Regions from separate parts of the Homo sapiens genome. Here region 1 is linked to region 2. Evidence: read pairs that join two places in POLR2A ChIA-PET (ENCODE). Cell type or tissue: HCT116. All regions are shown on one strand. Each heading gives the region's core, and the rest is flanking DNA. Links, peaks and the distances in the headings are about the cores only. Region 1 overlaps ADORA2B (adenosine A2b receptor). Region 2 overlaps TTC19 (tetratricopeptide repeat domain 19).

Evidence for each region. ChIA-PET counts read pairs that join two places held together with the same protein. Peaks named below come from ENCODE experiments on the same cell type or tissue, not always from the same donor. Only the 100,000 strongest peaks of a DNase experiment are listed, where the experiment ranks them.
Region 1: POLR2A ChIA-PET joins it to region 2 with 5 read pairs; 6 of 35 experiments call an interaction of 5 or more read pairs at or near these places.

What each region holds. Positions count from the first base shown.
Region 1 is chr17:15,951,841-15,957,219 of GRCh38, forward strand. The region is part of intron 1 of ADORA2B (adenosine A2b receptor); the gene reads left to right. Among named protein-coding and RNA genes, the nearest start is that of ADORA2B, 9.4 kb to the left of the region's middle. In HCT116, for the core only: no CTCF peak of the experiment used is centred there; a DNase peak (open chromatin) is centred at 2,621; H3K4me3 peaks cover 1,185 bases; H3K27ac peaks cover 4,799 bases.
Region 2 is chr17:16,025,776-16,031,154 of GRCh38, forward strand. TTC19 (tetratricopeptide repeat domain 19) reads left to right here. Exons shown (of 10, transcript NM_017775.4): 9 at 765-927; 10 at 1,599-3,629. The coding sequence ends at 1,747. NCOR1 (nuclear receptor corepressor 1) reads right to left here. Exons shown (of 46, transcript NM_006311.4): 46 at 3,382-5,379. Among named protein-coding and RNA genes, the nearest start is that of TTC19, 29 kb to the left of the region's middle. RefSeq lists a silencer at 2,412-2,461. In HCT116, for the core only: no CTCF peak of the experiment used is centred there; DNase peaks (open chromatin) are centred at 2,056 and 2,506; H3K4me3 peaks cover 1,075 bases; H3K27ac peaks cover 2,012 bases.

The sequences.
Region 1 (5,379 bases), core at 288-5,287, 74 kb before region 2:
AAGGAGGCCGGGAAGGAGGGCCCGCTCAAGCCACCCTGGGCCCTGCCCTGAGACCGGAGCCTGGAGCTGCTCCCAGAGGGCAGAGGCCTCCTCTGCAGACCAGGCACAGTCTGCAGCAGCTCTGCATGCCTGGAGGTGGCCTGGTGCCCTGGAGCAGCACAGCCAGGGAAACACCGCCTGGCCTCATGCTGTGGACATTCCCACTGAATTCTGAAAAGGACAGTGGCTGCCTTTGGTTGTCTGGAGAAGAGGGTAAATGAAAAAAAAGTCAACATTTTCCCACTACAGATCACCTGGCTCCTTTCTCGGTGACCACGTGCAGGGCAGGACCCAATCCCTGTATCTCACTCTTCTCATTTGTCAGTTTATTATCACAGCATGGGTGTACACTGCAGGGACAGATATGGGGAAGTGTCCTCAGCTATTCTGGACATAGAGATTTTCAGTCTTGTGAATGGCAGCCATTGTTCCCAAGCCGTTTCTGGGTGCCAGGCACCTTACATCCCTAATCTCCTTTGATCTTTGCGACCGCCCTATGGGAGCAGATGGAGTTATCTTCACCACCTCACAGATAAGAAGATGGAGGTGCAGAAAATTATGTTTAGCCCAGGGTCACACGGAAGCCGGGACTGAGGCAGCCTATCTTCCCAGGAGCCCTTAACCATCATGTGAGCAGCTGGAGGGAAGGACTGCACACCCCGAGGTCACCCCCAAACACCCCCTTGATGAGGGGTCCCTTCTAGTGGTGGATGAATAAGGACACTGGCAAATTGTGATTAGATTCCTTTAATTATTACCTGGACAAAGAAGACTCCAGCTAACCTGTCAAATGGACGAGTGAGGAAAGAAGCTAAGCCCTGGCCAATGTGAATGGAATCTCACAGCATTTGCCTGACAGCTGTGAGGCTTTGTGGATCTCCTCCCACCTGCACCTTCCTCGGATTGGGGAACTGAGGCCCAACCTTTCCTTTTGCCTCAGATTTATTAGTGACTCCAGAATTAGGCTTTAGCCATGGTTATTCTCTCCTAAATTATTAACTCGATAGGCTCTTGGACTCCGAGGCTAACCAGCTGGAGACAGCGCCACGGGCAGCGGGAACTCAATGGCAAATAGCAAATGTATCTTCTTGGACAGAATTAAAGTGGAGAACAGCCTGTCCCAGGCACGGGCGGGCAGGCTTCCACTCAGTCTAGGCTGAGGGGCAGGGCTTTTTCTGGAGGGTGGAGGGTTGAGTGGTGTGGTAGGTGGGAGGAAAGTGCCTGCAGAGCTGGGAGTGCAGGGTGCGCAGGAGCAGGGGGACTCCTGAGCTGGCCTGGCACCTTGGGTGCTTCGCACCCGTGAGTGGGCATGGGATTTGGGCTGTGGTGGGGGACGGGCCAGGGAGCAGGCAGCTCGAGGAGGGCCTTGAGCTTGCTGAGGGTTTTGGATTTTGTCCTGAAGGTGCTGGTGAGTCCATGAATGAGTCGCATTTATTATCTTCTATTTTTTTGAGTTAGAAATCAACCAGTGGGCATAGAAGTAAACAGTCAAAAGTACAAAAAGGCCCAAAAGGGAAAGCAAGAGACCCCCACCAGTCCCTCTGCCGGGGGCAGCCCCCAGCCTGTTTCTCTTGGCATTTGCCCCGAGGGGCGCTCTGGGCTGAGCCCTGGTTTTGTGCTGCCATCTTGAAGCAGAATCTGTTGACTCCCCACTGTGAACCGCCAGGCCCGTGGCTCATGCCAGCCTTCTCCCCTATGCCCCACTTGAATTTCTGTTATGTTTTGATTTTTTTCCTGTGGACATTTCGGCCTGTGTTTCTGTCAAGTGGTGATTATATTTGCTGACTGTCAAGAAAAACAAGGAAGAACGTGTCCCCCATTCCTTTCCCAGGTCTGCTCCTGGTTTCTGTGAGCCGCGCTGTTACTGTGAGCGCGCTGCCTCTCAGGAAGTCTTCCTTGTGAAAGGTAACTCGTGCTGCTGGAAAGAAGCTGACACTGCACAGGGGGAAGCTGTAGAGTTGTCCCCTGTCTTGGATCTCTGCTTTCCTACTTTGCCTGTCAGAGGCAGCCACTATTTCTCATGGCTTCCTCTGCACAGATGGTGTATTGAACACATTTGCATTATACCATGACTTTTATGCTGTTAAGGTTTATACCATTTACATTTTTTTTTTTTTGAGACAGAGTCTCGCTCTGTCGCCCAAGCTGGAGTGCAGTGGTGCAATCTCACCTCACTGCAACCTCCGATTCCCAGATTCAAGCAATTCTCCTGCCTCAGCCTCCCGAGTAGCTGGGATTACAGGCACGTGCCACCACGCCTGGCTAACTTTTGTATTTTTAGTAGAGACGGGGTTTCACCATATTGGCCAGGCTGGTCTCGAACTCCTGACCTCAGGTGATCCACCTGCCTCGGTCTCCCAAAGTGTTGGGATTACAGGTGTGACCCACTGCGCCTGGCCAGGATCCTATTTTTAGATGCCATCCATTACTCAGACATTACTCAAAATTATGTCACATTTTAGCCTGCTTCAGGTTTACCATCTGGAAATTAGAAAGTTAAAGTAGGAAGCATGCCTTCCCACATCCTCGTGATCACCCAGCTTCTTAATCACCCTCATGCTGAGCCTCCTCACCCCTTTGCTATGTGTGCCACACAGCCGCTAGGGCTTCCTTTACTGTGCCCTTGGAGTGGTTCCAGCATTTCCTGCATTCCATGTTCTCTTTCCTCTTTCTAGGATTTCATATTTGTTAGACACGAGGATAAACTTTCTGGGTTCTTATATGTCAAAAATGTTTTTTTGGCCTGGTGCAATGGCTCGCACCTGTAATCCCAGCCCTTTGGGAGGCTGAGGCAGGAGGATCGCTTGAGCCCAGGAGGTTGAGGCTGCAGTGAGCTGCATTCACACCACTGCACTCCATCCTGGGCAACAGAGTGAGACCCTGTCTCAAAAAAAATTTTTTATTTCTCACATATGATTGGTTGGTTGATAGATTGTGGTTCGGAAGTGTTTTCCCTCAGATGTCTGAAGGGGTTGCTGTAACACCCAGTGTTGCTCACAAAGTCTGGTGTGTAATGATTCTTACTTGTAACTTGTATCTCTCCTCTGGGAACCTTTGGGATCATTTGTTTTTCCTTGGTGTTCTGAAATTTTGTGAGACTGGGTCTAAATGGTAACTCTTACTTTTTTTTTTCATTGAGGATGGCACTAGTAGGTAGGTGAACCTTGCCAATTTGAAGACTTAGGTCTGTCTTCAGCTCTGAAATTTTCAAAGAATACAGTTGACCCTTGAACAACTTGGGTTTGAACTGTGTGGGTTCACTTAAAATGGATTTTTTTTCAACCAAACACAGATTGAAAATACAGTATTTGCGGGTTGTGAACCCGAGTACACAGAGGGCCAACTTTTCCTGTAGTGGGGCTCTTGGGGCCAACTTCAGGATTTGATTACATACGGATTTTGGAGTACTTGGGTGCCCTGGGACAAATCCCCTGTGTATACCAAGTGAAAACTGTATTTTCTTAATTAATTCCTTATCTCCATTTCCTCTGTTCTTTTCTCTGGGATTCTTTTTTTGTTTTTTTTGTTTTTTTTTTTCGAGACAGAGTCTCGCTTGTTGGCCAGGCTGCAGTGCAGTGGCACGATCTGGGCTCACTGGCTCACTGCAACCTCCATCTCCCGGGCTCAGGCAATTCTCCTGCCTCACCCTCCCGAGTAGCTGGGACTACAGGCATGTACCACCAAGTCCGGCTGTATTTTGTATTTTTTAGTAGAGACGGGGTTTCACCATGTTGGCCAGGCTGGTCTTGAACTCCTGACCTCAAGTGATCCACTCACCTTGGCCTCCCAAAGTTGTGGGACCACAGGCGTGAGCCACCACACCTGGCCGCCTCTGGGATTCTTTTTTTTTTTTTTTTGAGATGGAATCTTGTTCTGTCACCCAGGCTGGAGTGCAGTGGCACAATCTTGGCTCACTGCAACTTTCACCTCCCGGGTTCAAGTGATTCTCCTGCCTCAGCCTCTCGAGTAGCTAGGATTACAGGCGTGCACCACCACACGTGGCTAATTTTTTGTATTTTTGGTAGAGATGGGGTTTCACCATATTGGCCAGGCTGGTGTCGAACTCCTGACCTCAAGCGATCTGCCTGCCTCGGCCTCCATAAATGCTGGGATTACAGGCGTGAGCCACGCCTCTGGGATTCTTAATAGGCAGATGGGGACGTCCCCTCCTTTCCTGATCACTGTTCTCTGACAGTTCCCAGTGCTTTCTCATTCTTTGTAAGAGTTTCTTCGCTTTTTTTCCTTTGTTCTTCTATTTTTCAATACAATTTTAGCATTCATATGTTTACTTTTGATGAAGACTAAGGGATTTTAAATTGACTTTGAAAAACATTTTTTAGATTCACATGGTTGAGATTCCTCGTGTGGCAGAGTGTACATAACCTAAACTCTTCCCCTCCCCCACCCGTTATCACTAGGTCTCTAGCCACAGCTTGGGGAGAGTGTGGGAGGGGGAGGGGATCAATGCCACAGCTCCCAAAGCTTGCCCACAGGCTGTCTTCCTCTTGACATCTGTTCTTTTCTTAATCCCATTCTGATCCCTGCTGTTTGCTAGACTGGAGCCTCTCATCCTGGCCATCCATGTTTCCAATTTAGGGTTCCATGGTTCATGCTGATGATCCTGTCCACCTTCTGTTTTTAGAAACTCATAAAAATCTCCGGTTTGCTGATATCATCCTCTACTTCTTTTTTTAGGATGATTATGTGTGTCTTTTTTTTTTTTTTTTTTTTTTTTGAGACAGTTTTGCTCTTACTGCCCAGGCTGGAGTGCAATGGTGCAGTCTTGGCTCACTGCAACCTCTGCCTCCTGGGTTCAAGCGATTCTCTTGCCTCAGCCTCCCAAGTAGCTGAGATTACGGGCACATGCCACCAACGATGCCCAGCTGATTTTTGTGTTTTTAGTAGAGACGGGGTTTCACCATGCTGGTCAGGCTGGTCTCAAACTCCTGACCTCAGGTGTTCTACTCGCCTCGGCCTCCCAAAGTACTGGGATTACAGGCATGAGCCACCGCACCCGGCCTGTGTGTCTTTACTGTCATTAAAATGTGATTTTGTGAGGAGTGATAATTAGGTGGAACTTGGAATGCCAAGGTACAATTTTAATCTGGAGTTTGATATGGTCAGGTTTGCATTGTAAAAGTCACTGGTGGACAGCTGAAGGAAGGAATGGACGGGACAAGATGATATAGGGTAGCCACTTGGCATCCAGATGAGAAGGAAAAAAGCATGACCAGGGCAGAGGCCATGGAGATGGCAGCAGACTCTACAGATATTGGAGACTCGTAGAACCACAATTTCTGCACCAGAGAAGGCTGATGTTTGATGCCAGCCATGGAGTTC
Region 2 (5,379 bases), core at 110-5,109:
ATAAGACATAACAATTTTAACTGAATGTGTCCCAAGGCTGGGGTACATGGGTAGGGTGAGTAATATGTTTTGGAAGAAAAGGGAGGTTGAGCTATGAATTATCTCCATGAAAGGGATTTATAACTTATTATGAAGAGTCCCTTAATGGAGTGAGGAATAATAAACAAGCAAGTACAGAATTCAGATCTCCAAGTACTAGAGTCAGGGGGCTTAAAGCATGGCATCAGTGGGGAAGTAGGTATGGAAGTCTACCTCTTCCATACTGAAATTCCATTTCAGTAGCCAAATTAAAAAAACTCCTACTGGGCATCTTCCTAAAATAGATGGTGTATTTCTTGTTTTTGATGAGCCTCAGGGTTATCAGCAGGAACAACATAATACAGTGGGGCTCCAGAGGCAATCAAACCATAGGAGGCTGGCTTCTCAAAGTTGCTCAGCCTTAAAGGAGATAATATGTGTAGCTTCTTGCTGTTGTTTTTCATTTGGTGCTTCTAACTGGGTAATTAGTTGGATTAATAAGCACTGTCTGTTACCTAATTTCCAGATTTGTATTATTTCCCAAAAGGTCGAACTAACATTGTCCACTGTACAATGTGATTATGATTAACAAATGCCCACAAATTTGTTAAAGAATGGTATCCCTCATCTTTTGTGGAATGCTAGGAAAGATGAAATCTTATGTATTCAGAGTTGGATGCACTCCACATTAAAGTTCTGTGAAGGCATGTTTTTAAAGAAAAAATTGTTTTTTCTTTTACATACAGACCATTGTGCTGATGAGTGACCTGGCTACTACCCTGGATGCACAGGGCCGCTTTGATGAGGCCTATATTTATATGCAAAGGGCATCAGATCTGGCAAGACAGATAAATCATCCTGAGCTACACATGGTACTCAGTAATCTAGCTGCAGTTTTGATGCACAGAGGTAGGTAGCAATGTAAACTTAACTGACTTGCTTTAAGGGAGGGATGTCACTGGATTGATAGATTTGTGAAGTGGTATGTAGGGAGGGCAAGGGCCAACGAATAAACATGTAAATTAAAAGACTGGTTGAATGGCAGAAAAAGGAGGTATTGATTAGGTTGAAGTACTATTGTGTTCAATTCACGTAACTTCTACAGACCTGCACTAGCCTGTCGAACCCCATCAAGCTGGAGAAAACCTTGCAATGATAGTACCTTACGTCAGTAGTGCTTTACAGATTTCTAAATGTGTTCAGTTACAATGTGTTTCTCACAGTGTGCTGGTGAAGCTTTATGACAGGAAGTATCATTTTGTCAGACATTTCTTAGTGTCAGCACACTATACCGATCATTTTCAGAAACCTGGGATGACAGGTGTATTACACATACCACCATTCATGAAATCTTGGGCTCATCAAAGTCCTCAGGATATACTGGAAAGGGCCGTTAGGAATCCCACAGCATTCAGTGGAGTTCCAGCCTGTCAGATGGGGATGAAATGAGGCAGCACCAGCTTGTCGCTTCATAAGCACACAGTAAATTAGCCCTATATCTGCATTCATGCTCTCTCTTCAGAATCACCTTGAAAACATACACTTTCTTCTTACTGTCCCTTCTCTCTGGGTTATTTTAGAACGATATACACAAGCAAAAGAGATCTACCAGGAAGCACTGAAGCAAGCAAAGCTGAAAAAAGATGAAATTTCTGTACAACACATCAGGGAAGAGTTGGCTGAGCTGTCAAAGAAAAGTAGACCTTTGACAAATTCTGTCAAGCTCTAAATCCATTTTTGTGTAGGGAGAATAATGTCTAGTAATGTGGAAGAATAGCTATCATTCCTGTCTCTGTGGCACCCGATCAATGGCTTAAATCTGTCGTTTTTGATATTCAGGTTTCCTCAATTTAGCCTTAGTGAAGGAGGGGTTGTACACACTGCCATTTTTGTATTTTAAAGGAAAAATGACTTTCATTCCCAACTGATTATGACCTTTCAGGATGTCGTCAAGTGATGCTTTCAGTTGTAACACGTGACTTGGTGCTGTCCCTGCTGGTCTAAGTAGAACTGTAGATTCATATGGGCTGGTGTTCCTGTGCGCTGTGGGTGTGGTGATTCAGCCTGGCATTTCTACCATAAGTTTTTGGTCTGCTGATTTGCTGCCCTGTCTTCTCTTACTTTACTTTATCAATACCTGGCAAACTGACCAGAATTACCTTCCTCATGGCAAAGGGGGATTATGGTGAATTGTTGTTCTTATAGTCTGTTTCATGAAGCACAAGTGGAATTTAATACATAAAAGAGAAAAATATCTTAGTTTGCTACCAGCATCCAGCATGAAGTTGTAAAGTGGGGATTAGGCACGTGACAGTATAGCACCCATTTGAATTTAAATAAAAGTGAACCATATTTATCTGGTTATATAAAACTAAAAATGGGGGTGTTTATATAAAACTAAAAACTAAGAATGATGTAACCTTTTGTCTGTGTTATCTGAACACTCTACTTCCTTTGCAGCCTTAGTCACACAACTGAGTCATCTCAAGTACTCTTTAAGGACACACAGCCCAGGCTGTTCTGAGTCAGAATAGGCCCCTACAGGTATATTTTAAAACTCTTCGTAATTCTAATGTGTACTGCTGGTATAGCTGAACTACTGACCTGGATCTTAGTCCTAGCCTTTTTGCTTTTGCAATTTCAGTATCTTCATCTCTAAACTAGGGAAACACTGGGATTCTTTCTTAGCTGTGGGGGAAGGTATTTGGTTAGATGACTTTGAATGAATAGACTGCTGTGCTGAAAGAGCTTTATCACACTGTCTCAAAGTATGTAAAGATACATAGGTGGATGCTCTTACTGCAGCAGTCATGAATACATTTTTAGCCATTTACCTAAGGAAAAAGACAGTTTTTCTAGGTACCATGAAGGAAGATTGACCCTGTTGGTATGCCTGTGGGGGTGGGATGTGAGTGGGACTGATAAACTGATACTTTTGGTTCGTATGTACATACTGGAAGAATCTTCATAATAAATGAGACTACACAACAATATTGTATGTATCCCAGTAATCTTTGCATTTCTCAAAAAAAAAAAAAAAAAAAAAAAAAAAACTTTCTGAAGAAAATAAAAACACCAGAAACCTTGAGGTCCAAATCCTCAGGGATTAGACTAAAACTAGAGTTTTGTATGTTGCAGATGTAAATTTCTTCCTATTTTCTGTCTAATCTCATATTATTTACCATGCAGCTAATGCCGTTTACCAAGTCTAGCTCAGAGAGATAAGATACAATATAAATCAGACTGTTTCAGTAGAAACCAGTATTAACGTATGGTGATTTCTTAAAAAAATTAATGTCAACCACTCACCTTTTGCATTGAGAATGTTTTTACCTTTTCACAACTGCAGGGGTTACTGAAAGGTTTTTCATTCCAAGTTTTATTTATTTATTAATTTTAAATCATCCACAGTGACTCAGCTCATGGTCTCGTTGTTGGAAACACTAGGAGTTTTCAGGACAGTCTCTTCATGTGGGTGTTTTCATTACAGTTCATTTACACTGTTGTAAAATAAGGTACTGAAGCAAAAGGAGGACTGATCTCCTTTACTGATTGGTCTAAATTCAAAAGTGAATTGGTTAAAATCGTGTCATTAAAATTTTTTAACTGTCCAATGGTCACTGGAGTTTTCTGGGCATAAATATTTTTAAAATAGAATCACTCAGTGTACCAAAATTAAAAGCATTATGAAATTTGCAGTCATAAACATGCAGTGGAAAACTGGCTGTCAGAATACTTTTATGAAGAGTATTAGGAAGACCTTAATTTAGTTCTGGGTGCTAAAAAAATCACGTGTAAGGATATAGTGTCAGAACACTGAAATCTAAGTCTACAAAGAATATCATGTTTTGGTTTGCAGTGAACCACAGTAAGTTGTCAGTGCTGCTCTGTGCTTACCACTTAAATCATGATAAGGTGAACCTCCATAGGTAAACCATGTGAGAATTCTGTCCTTTCATTTATTTTGAACCAAGAACTATTATTGGATTTTAACTCTCATTCTGAGATTTCTTCTCCAGGTGATGGTAAATAAAGTAATACGCACATGCATTATGATGAGGATGGAGGGAGTGGTTCACAGCACCTCACCTTCGGGTCCTCAGGTAGAACTGCAAGAGTAAGAAGTTAGGCTCTGATCTGACATGTTCTCAGAAACTATACGGTTGACCTTCAAATAATGCAGGAGTTAGGGGCATAGACCCCCTAAGTAGTCAAAAATCCACATCTAACTTTGACTCCTCCAAAACTTAACTACTCATGGCCTACTGCTGACCAGAAGTCTTACGGATAACATAGTCGATTGACACATATTTTGTATATGTATTATATACTGTATTCTTACAATAAAGTAAGCTAGAGAAGAGAAAATGTTTGTTAAGATTATAAGGAAGAGAAAATATATTTACTATTCATTAAGTGGAAGTGGATCATCATGAAGGTCTTCATCCTTGTCATCTTCATGTTGAATAGGCTGAGGATGAGAAGGGGTTGGTCTTGCTATCTTGGGTGGCAGAGGTGGAAGAAAATCCATGTATAAGTGGACCCACACAGTTCAAACCCGTGTTGTTCAAGGGTCAACTGTATTCTGACTCAGAATAGCTTAAGACCCTCAGGGTCATAGAAAAATACCATCATAATCTCTTTTATGGTAGGTTGGCAATATAAATTATTAACAAACTCTAAAATATTACCAGTACCTGAAAAAAAAAAATTCAGCAGAAAACTGTGAAGTGGAACATTTAGTCACTGTTTTTCATTCATTTTGAAATTTTTATATGTTTACATATATCTGTTGTAAAAAATACCAACTTTCCAAGTACTAGGAATGCTGACCACTAAGCCTGATCTAAAGTTTATGTTGGGGACCTCAGGTATACAGGAGTGGAACAGGGACAGGAGTGAAAGCTTTGACTGAAGACAAATGTGGGCTTATGGCCTATCTCTGTCACTAATTTAACTATATGGGCAAAGTACTAAACCTGTGTCTTCATCTGTAACATAGGGATTAGACACCAGTGATAGGAGGGTCTTGGTCAGTAGCTAATCACAGAGCTGCTTCCTTAAAAGCCTTGAGTACTTTTGTTTAAAAGTTTAGGTCTACTTGAAAGTCTGTAAAGTGCTAATTTTTATCATCCTGAGAGATCTGTTTCTCCCCTTTCCAGTTACCAGTGGCATTCTCCCAAAACTGTTAGTATCTATGTTATAGAAAGATACTTAAATGCTATGATAAATTGTATGAAAAAAACTTTAAAATTCAGCAAGCAATTCTTAATGAAAGATAAAACTGGCCCTCTAGTACCATAATTAGTTTAGAATTCAGTCTTTTAAATTATTTGCACCTTGAGACTCTGTGAAATGAAA